Regions from separate parts of the Mus musculus genome. Here region 2 is linked to region 1. Evidence: chromatin loops called from intact Hi-C (ENCODE). Cell type or tissue: gastrocnemius. All regions are shown on one strand. Region 1 overlaps Il1rapl2 (interleukin 1 receptor accessory protein-like 2). Region 2 overlaps Il1rapl2 (interleukin 1 receptor accessory protein-like 2).

Region 1 (5,000 bases):
ACTTCAGCATCTATGAGAATAAAGAAATTCAAAGATATGTGAGTTACATTGGAAATGACAAGGCTTAATATATTATGGGAGTAATGATTAAAGGGAAGGTCAGCAGGAAGGAAAAGATAAGATTCATGGATGACACCCAACATTTTTGGCTCAGATAACTGTGAACAATTATGGGTGGTGGGGCTGAACTGGCACAGGAAAGTGGTTTACTGCCAAGTACTCTGGATTTGAGTAGACAGTAGCAACTCTGGCAGAGGGTTTGTGGGCAGTGCTGATATCTTGCCTCCCATGGACACATTTACTGGCCATTCTCAGCGTTAACATCACTGCATATGAGAAGAGCATCTGGCTACTGACTATTTCTCAGGAGCTCATCAGGCTTCATGGAAACAGGAGTTGAGGAGTTGGATGTAATGGCCCAGTGTGACTTCACTTCCATTATATCACCCAGAGTCCTCTGTCAGATAAAAACCAAAAAGTTAATCCTGACAAAGCATCGCACAGATCTTGTAATGACAGGGAAATTGAAAGGTTGCCAGGCCATTATTAAGCATAATGACTAGGTTGAAATGAGATGACGGACTCTATTTCAGCAGAACTTTCCCATTGATAAATAGTAGGGGGTCATGAAAATGGAACATATAATCCAATTCATAAAAATATAAAGATTCTTTCAAAAACACAAAGCAGTGATCATTCATCGCATTTACAGAGCTGAAACAGGAAATCTTCTGTCTATTGGTGAATATTGAAGCACAGATGAAGTTTAAAAGACAATGTTTCCTTTTTCCCCAGCCAGAAATGTATTTTAAAGGAAATAATGTACAGAAAAATCCACAAGTCTAAGCTGGAAGCAAATAGGCACAGATCTAGCAATAAATGCACAAGTCAATCACTTTTTGGAGCATTTGACTTGCTTGTTCTGGAGAAATGACCACATGAGATACAGTCCTCTGTGATGGCTATAAATAAAAAGAAATTTGGCTTTAGGGAGCAGAGTGACCTGAGATAGAAATAGAAAACATGTAATTCTAACATTAAATTTCTAAGATCAGGGTTCATAATATTGTTTTTAATAAATATAATACTGGTATAGATACTAAGATAAGCACACATCTCTATGATGAGATTATAATAGCACAGATTTGGTTGATCATCTCTAGATATTTAATTTTAAATACATTGATAAGGGTTAAATACTGTATATCCAAGGTTTTGACCTCATCACAAGAAGGAACATGATATGCATAAATTATTAATAACTCATTAATTTGTAAGCACTATATGTGACTCATAGGTAAATAATTGGCATATATTACTTGATGGCCATTATTCCTACAGTGTTTATGCAGGCAGAGGCTATGACTAAGGTTGAAAGGGCTATACTCATTGGACAGATGTGGACTCTGGGGCATACCTATGACAATTTGGATGCCACTAAGCAGAATTTAATCTTCTATTGGATTGTGAGCTAGAAAGAGAAAGAATATAAGAGGAAGAACATGAAACACACAGACATCAAGATCCATAGCTCTGGAGTTCACTTTATCCCAATGTGGTGTCTGCTGTCATTGTACCTCAAGTGACCTTGAGTTAGTCACTTAAAGTCTCAGAGGTTTTTCATTTTTTCTTTCTTTCTTTTTAATAAAATAAGAATATTGAGTCCCTTTCTTTCTGAGTAACCATGAGAATAAAATGAGAGGGGGAAAAGCCTTGTAAAACATCTCAACATCTAATGTATTATTTGCCTATTCTAAGGCTAAGGATTAAGTGAATTTCTCTTGCTACTGCTATGTGTTTCCAGCTGCTACTCATGTGGTCTATGCATGCTCTTGACCCTCTCTTTTGAGAATGATCTCTGCTGCATCCTCAATTTTTGGCTACCTTTGTCGCCACAGCAGGGCATCCTCATAGCTGTGCTATGATTCTTCTCCAGCAACCAGTGCTTAGTGCTTGACCTCTAACAAATTCTTAGTTTTAGAAAGTAGACACGGAAAACTTAAGTGCTACACAAAGACTTGGACAGCTCTCCCTCTAGTGGAAATTTCTTGAATTGCCCCCAATTACTAACTACCCTATTGATTCAAGAGAAATAGTGGTGAAAATGAATGGGGTGGAGTTGATAAAGGTTTTTTTTTTTTAGTTTTTTTTTTAAAAGATTGTATTGAACACAGTTAGCATGAGGCTAGAGGCTATAAACTGCGACAAAACTACTCACCAGTGTCTGGAATTTGCATAGTTTCTCTTGGGCCATTGAACCCATTTTACTTAATGGGGATTTTGAGGCAAATCTTGATTTTTAGGTAAAAATACACAATTAGCAATTATATGTGCAGCTGTATATCAATTTTCCCTCTATACCTGTAACAGAATTGTGATGTGCATGGCTGTTGGAGTCTAAATTAACTACACTCTATGTTCTTTTTTCCCCTTTAAAAATGTATTTCTAGTTGTTAATGTTGGCATCATATCCTTTTATAAGGATTCATACATTTTCACGGGGCTTCGTTTTTGAAGGCATGTAAGTGTGGCAGTGAGAAATGTGATTATAAAATGGCTAACCTACCTTGCTGCAGTCACCTAGGGTACTTTGCAGGAGATTTCACTAGTTTACATCTCTAGGCTTCTTCTTGTGGCAAAATAAACTGCATGGATGTCAGTATCCATGAATAAAGTCCATACACCCCTCGTTTTGAATCTTCACATCAAGATTCCCAATCACACATCTGTTTGCCTGTTTTTGCAGACTGGAATAAAATTATTAAAATAGAGCCCTGAACTTTTAGTGGCTTTCTTTGCTCCGTTATAATTGGTTTGGAAAACTTCAATATTAAAGCATTTTCTGCCAAGAAGACTGAATCAAGAATAATTATTTGAAAACCTTCCAGAGATCTGAATCAAGGTGGTAGGCATGAGACTTTAAGGAGGTAGCCTTTTATATTTTCAATCTGTTTTTCTGTAATAAACTTTGCCAACTGCAGAATCTCACCAGTTGGGGGAAAGCAGTGTTTCCCTGCCTGTGGTGCCTCTGTTCACACTTGTAATGAATGAATCAGAGAGACCCAGCTATAGAATCACCTGTGAGAGAATTCAGTCTATATGGAAAACACTTCGATGAAGCCCAGTGGGAGGTCTACTTCCAGAGCTGCCACTGGAATTGTGAACAGAATAGGGCTGGATGTCTCTGTGGCCCGATGCTAGGTTGATGAGGTCAAGTTCACAGGCTAGCCTACGCTGGGGGCTCCTGTGTTGACTACTCAGTTCCACCATGTAAACTCCTTGACTATAGCCTACACATTTGCCAGCTGCTTCACAGATGCATCTCTTCAGCTATTTTCCAAATATGTATGGCCATTCAGCATGCAAATAACTCTGGACGTGTGATGTGCTATTACAATATCTTTGTGGCATCAACGTAACTTACACTTGTGATTCCTGGTGGCACTTGAAAATTCAGTCATGTGTGAACTATTGTCCCATTGTTTGGGATCCTCTGACATCTTTCTGTGCTTTTTACCAAATCTTAAGATTTCAGTTCCTTAATACTAGGATAACACCTGATTTTTTTTAGGCATTGAACTTTACACTATACATTTTAGTTGGTTTCACTCTTCCCAAATCTAAAACTAAATGTACTATATTTTATGCCACCCATTCCTTTCCCTCAAGTGAATGGCTAAGAATAGAAATCCAATAAAAACAAATCAAGCCACCTTGTTAGAATCTAGTAGTGGTCTAATGATCTAAAGATACAAAGCTACAATACCTTAACTCATAGAAATGAATTTCTCATAGTGTGTTTTCTGGAGAAAATAATATTTGGAATCAGGTGAGTCTTCAGAATTCCTAGCATCCTTTGTTTATCTTATAGGAAAAGACCTTTAGGTCTATTGGATTAGGTCATGGTGCAATCATGGATTGTGAATATTAAAAACAAAAAATTAAGAGAATGATAATTAGAAATTTTATTTACCCCTAGTTGCTAAATTTCTGGTTTGTTTGTTTGTTTGTTTTGGCTGTTTGATACCTTATTTATAAATACTCCTTCACTGATGTCTAGAACAAAGGAAGAAGAAGCCAAGGACCATAGATCTATTAAACTAAATGCATTGGATTCAGGAGGTATTCAAACTGAAGTGAATTTTCAGTGTATTTTCAAGGTCTCTGTGATAAAGCTAATTGTAATGTCACAAATTGTTCTTGGGCATGACTGCTGTGATTCAGGAGCAATATTTTTACTATCTTTAGTAGCAATGATGCCTCATAGTTTATAGGCAAAACTAGCCTGCTAAGATTGGGAAATGTAGCTTGAGCTTGCAGTGATCTATATTATATATAACAGAGAGGTTAGAGGTGGAAATTGAAGGACTTGAAGAGGGAAATGAAAAAAAAATTTTTTTTCTATCAAGATGGTAATTACACAATTTGAGATTATTTTCGAACTCAAATTTGTTAATGCAAAACAATTACTGTTCTCATACTTCACATACTACTTGAGGAGCTTGATATAAAAGCCTATATGAACCAGGGTAGTCAAAATAGGAAAACATGCTTAGGTGTAAATCAATCTCAGAATACTTGCATTAACCTGCAAAAGGCCATGGGTTCGATCTGCAAAACCATACAGCAATTATGCAAAAGAAACCATGGAGTTTTAGGCAATGCATGTCTTTGACAATGTAATGAAGTGTAGTCGAAAATCTCCCAAGAAAAGTATGCCTATATGAATAGGCACATTATTTTGCCAACAGTCTAAAGCCTATTAGGGTACCTTTCCCTTGAGTGCCCTTGAACTCTAGTTCAATAACCCTTCATATAGAGAAAGTGAAACTTTGAAGTATGATAGTTATTACATTTGAGCATTGCATCTGGCTTTAAGCTCCCTGTCAACTGAGGTTAAAAGATTAAACACACTGGGCTACAGAGTTCCCAACATCTGAAAAAGGAAACAGACCAGCCTACAGAATTATAAGCAAAAAAAAAAAAAAAAAAAAAAAAGA
Region 2 (5,000 bases), 500 kb before region 1:
AGATTCTCTTACCTAGGGCAAGATGCTTAACCACACGATATCTTGAGTTTACTTCAATTTCTAAGTTTCTACCCTTGGGCAAAAAAATTTGTATCTCTGATATGCCAGTGCTGACATGGGCTTTTTGCTGATTTGTCTTTCATCTTGGAATTTTCAACTTCATTCTTAATTATGTATAGGACATATGTCCCTCTTGGGGAAGAATACAGATGGAAGGAAAGAACTCTTGTGTTGTGTGGCCAGAATGGCCACCATTAAATATCTAAATGGACATTGTCCCTGTCATCTTTGCATCAGAAAGGTTTCATACTTATTTCAATTTTGTTTACATGTCTCAAAATATTTTTACATACTTTGTATATGAATTGCCTTCAGATTTCATGTTGTGATCTAAATAGTTTGTTTTACTCAAATGTTGAGAATGATACAATAAAATAGCCAAAATATGTCTACATTTACACCTTAGTATGCAGATCAGTGTGGTAATATATTTTGACTAAAACATGCTATATGTTTAAAACAAGGGAAGTTTACTTTGTTGTAACTTATCATGATGACACAATTATGAAATTTTAAATTGTGTGTGTTTATATGTGTATAATAGAACAATGGTGAATATATGCCTAATATAAGTGATCAAAGGAATATATTCAAAGTATTCTCCCCGTTAAAGTATCTGTATAGATCAAGTTAATAAAATATAATTATATGACCCCGGAATCTCTGCTCTAAACATTCTTAGAGATCCTTTTGTCAAAAGTTTTTATTTCTACGTCAATTATTTTCACAGTTATGTTTCAGCTGATATAGTCCTGGAAGAGTGTCACCGGACGCCTTAGGGAGGAAAAAAAATAAGTTGTGTGTACTCAATAGTATTTGTTAAATAAATAAATAAGTCCATGAATGTATTTAGATGTCTTAGCTTTCCTGTCAGAAGTTATAATGTCTCAAAGTTATCAATATCATTGTTAATAATTACATAAATGGGTGGGGGAGTGGATGAAATCTCTTTTTGTAATTCTAGCAGAGTTGCATTTTTTTTTCTAGAAATACACATACAAGTTTGCCAAGCCTTCTCCAATGCTCTAATGGAAAGTTGTTTTTGCTATTTCAACCAAATACAAGTACGGTTGTTTCCTAATTTTATAATTGCTAATTGCCAAGCACTATATGGAAATTGTTTGGCTGAAAGTACTTCTCTGAGGGAGCTGGCCATGCTCTCGTAAGAGGCCATTTCTATAGAAAAGAAAGGATCTCTTTGCATACCCTGTTTTCAAGTGAAGTGTGCTTCAATACTTGAAGCATCTCTGCCAAATCCTGCCCCAGTGCACAATCCTCTACATTTTCTTCCTCTTGTAGCTGACCTGCACTCTTAGAGTACCTAGCTTACACAAGAAGAGCTCTGTTGGTTAAGTGTTGGTAGAGTACTCACACTTTGACTCTAATATTAATACCTACACTATAGTTAAATCGCATTCTATATGTGAGCTCTTGTATTCTTTTTAAAGGGAAAAGATGATGAAGAGTTTGGATTCAGGTTAAATCATCTTCATTTGTGTGTACACATGCATGTGTGTGGCAATGGAGCTCAGGGTAACTTAAAACTCACTATGTAGCCCAGGCTGACTTCAAAATCTCAATAATCCCCATGTCTCAGTCTTCTGAGTACTGGGAATGTAGGCATGATCTACCTGTTTTCCAATTGAGCTTTGTAAACTTGGGTTCATTGGAGTTGCATAGGAACAAGCACAGAGATCAGAAAGATAGGCAGAGTGATGAGGATAATGGTTTCTCCCACTTACTTCATACCATAGTAGCTTTACTTTGCTTGTATCTGCTACACTTTCCTAAGTTTGGTTTAAAGTACAATAATTGACAAGGAGAAAGTGCATCATTGATGTAAATTCATCATTAAGGTAATTGAAATGATTGTAACTACTGCCTTCATGGTCCAGGATTTTGCCTTTTGGTGTTGCTGATTAGACTGAATTGATCATACAACAGTGTGATCAATGGCTGTAAGAGTTTATCTTGTTGGCCACCTGCCTGCATTTGCTCAGGTTAACTTAGCAGAATCTTTACATTAAAGATGTGGGGATTATGAGCATTTAGTAAAAAGACAGAAGACAGATTATGTATTGGTTGCTTTTCTATCACTTTTCTAAAACAACTTGACCGATGCACTTTATAGAAGGAAGATTTTGCTTTGACTTTTGGTTCCAGAAGTATAAGAATCCGTCATGGAAAGGATACATGGCTACAAACAGCAGACGTGGAGGCAGCAGCAGGAAGCCAAAAGCTTCCAGCTTAAACAGCAAAGCATGAAGCAGAGACATCTAGTAGTAACATGAGTCTTTAACCCCTCAAAGCCTGCCCCCATGACATATCTCCTCCCAAGAGACTATACTTCCAAATCCTCAGAAACTGGAGGACCCCAACAACTAGGGTCTAAGTATTTAAATACCAGGGCCTGTGGAGGCCATTCTCATTCACACCAACACAGATTGCTGTTTTTTTTTTTTTCTTGCAGAGAATGAAAGGGTGGGCAAATAGTTCTGAACAGGACAGTATGGAGTTCTTTTAATACACCCTCCTTCTTCCTTCCTTAGGTCTAGGAGTAGGCTTTCTGTAAACGATCACTTGCCTGTATACTGAGAATTAAATTTGTTCATACAATAATGTCATTCCTAGAGGGAATATTTTATCATTTTATTATCTTTCAAGTGTTAAAACCCAACCGATCCTTAACTATAGGAAGCATAATTAGTATTCCTAATAGGATGACAGGAAGTCAGACACATAGTATGTTAGAGAAGGGTCAGGGAAAGGAGAAATATACATTGTGGCCTGAAATGCAGCTTATATTTTCAGGTTACTCACTGATTTTTGATCCAAAGTGTGATAGGTTCTCAGTAGAAATACCAGCTTCTTATTTAGATTTTGTTATTACTGTTTAGCATTGACAGTGTATAGTGGTCAATGACTAGATAAAGTCAAGTAGATAATAACCATTCACATTCCAGATTTATACATGAGGGCCAGATGAACAAGGAGGAACTAGTGAATTGCCCTGAGGTCACAGGGTAAATTGCTAACAGGAACCAAGGATGGAGAGAGCAGGAGAGATTTAAGAATTTCTTCCATATGTTTCATCACTGCTTCTAAGAATGTCTTCTAGTAACAAAGCCTTTCACTACACCAGTGAGACACCTTGATTGAAAATTTCAGTGAAGGTTCCTTCAGTACCCTAACATTTTGAATCATTAGAGGAGCATAATCTAGCTTCACCTTATGGGGGCGATACTACAAATGATTCAATCTTATTGCAAAGTATTTCCAGATAATGGAAGTACAATTGTTATGACATTGTTTATATATAAGACATCACAAGTAGAGAGTTTCAACATCGTATCCTCTCCCAAATTGCTCTTCTTAATATGATGTATTTGCCAGTAGGGATGATTTATATTCAGATTTCACATAGTGGTGCTCCTTCCACACTTCAGTTTGCTTAAAAAGCTGCTGTTAACACTGTAATTGGCGCCAACACAGCTTCCACCGTCCCATTTCACTCAAGGATTAGCATTGTTTTGCTTAAAACATTTAAAACCATTTTAAAGTGAGGAGAATGAGGACGAAGGAAGGATGAACAATGACTGGTTCAAAGTCAACGTTCAGGCTTATTTGTACAATGAATAGGAATCAAACAATCCTTTGCCAGGTCATGGCAAGAGGGAAAGGGGCATTCCTTTGTCACTCAGTTAACAAAAATGAGTAATCTTAAAAGTCTGCTGAAGCCTTTTAGCTGTGTTCCTTGTCTGTCATGGAAACTACCATGGACAGTTAAGAACTTTGGAATTGTTTGTGCTCCATTATAGTTTAATCATGGATATATTAAATATCTTCTTACTGTATGATAAGTTTTACCCATTAATAGCCATTAATACCTGCATCATTCATATGTATATATATACATATCAGTACATATACTAAAAAGCAAACAGGGAAACATCTGGGCTTTAAGGACATTTACTGCCTTTCTTAGATCTGTATGTCTAAATTCAGTTATCTTCAACAGACTAGGGTCTCCATGGAAACTTAGGTGTCCCTTTCACAACTTTAGTCAATGACCTTTTTGGATCTCTTTGCAATGACTGTGTCACCTAGACTCAGTGGCTGTATAGCATCAAGGAACATGACTCCATGACACCATGGATTGTCTTTCATTTCTACAAAACTAGTACCACATGGATGACACTGACAATTTCTGCTATCAGGTTCCAGGGCTTTTATCTTTTTTATAGCACAAAGTTTCAAACCATCGAACAGAAGTCAGGTCATGAGCTTGAAGTGGGTGATCACTGGTACTCAGAACCCTTCTCCCTTTTCATTCAAACCTGAACCTTTGGCCATTGGTTGTATCACTCAGTTAAGCTGAATCTTCCCATCTCAATTAACCTAATTTAGAAAATCCTCTAGAGCTTTATCATCTTAGGCGATCCTGGATCTTGTGAAACTAACAATTAATAAATGAACAGACAATTAGGAGAGGCCTTACTTTTAGAATGTACCCATTTGAGTTTAATAGTATATGTACAATAACTATCTCTGAATCTGAAGCATATTATTGAGTTAGTAATGATTTTTATAAGATGCAGTTGTGAACTATGTAAGAATCACTATAAAAACCTGAAGAAAATTTGTAGAAAGGAGACTAACACGGATCTTGCTCTAATGCTTGATGCTCAAAAGACAGCAGCTGCCTTGTTAGTGTTATTATGGTTTTTAACTCAGAATGTTTAATTGCTAAATACATAATGAGCATGATAGGAGTCCCAAGATAGGTTGTACTTCTGTCATCAGAAGAAACCTTTTGTGAATTCATGTTTGAAATGTAGCACTGGACAGTTTATTTTAATTTCTTTTCCTTTCTTTCTTTAACTGATCATCACCTGCAGTCTTCTTTAATGTTTAGGATATTATAAAATATTGATATCATT

What was found. A loop is a pair of places that touch in the nucleus more often than their neighbours do. Peaks named below come from ENCODE experiments on the same cell type or tissue, not always from the same donor. Only the 100,000 strongest peaks of a DNase experiment are listed, where the experiment ranks them.
Region 2: it touches region 1 in a loop (3-fold over the local background); 16 of 42 quality-filtered maps call a loop at or near these places.

Annotation. Positions count from the first base shown.
Region 1 is chrX:138,168,320-138,173,319 of GRCm38, forward strand. The region is part of intron 2 of Il1rapl2 (interleukin 1 receptor accessory protein-like 2); the gene reads left to right. Among named protein-coding and RNA genes, the nearest start is that of Tex13a, 39 kb to the right of the region's middle. In gastrocnemius, a CTCF peak has its summit at 2,047 (motif pointing left); no DNase peak of the experiment used is centred here.
Region 2 is chrX:137,672,937-137,677,936 of GRCm38, forward strand. All of the region lies in intron 2 of Il1rapl2 (interleukin 1 receptor accessory protein-like 2), which reads left to right. Among named protein-coding and RNA genes, the nearest start is that of Il1rapl2, 100 kb to the left of the region's middle. In gastrocnemius, no CTCF peak of the experiment used is centred here; no DNase peak of the experiment used is centred here.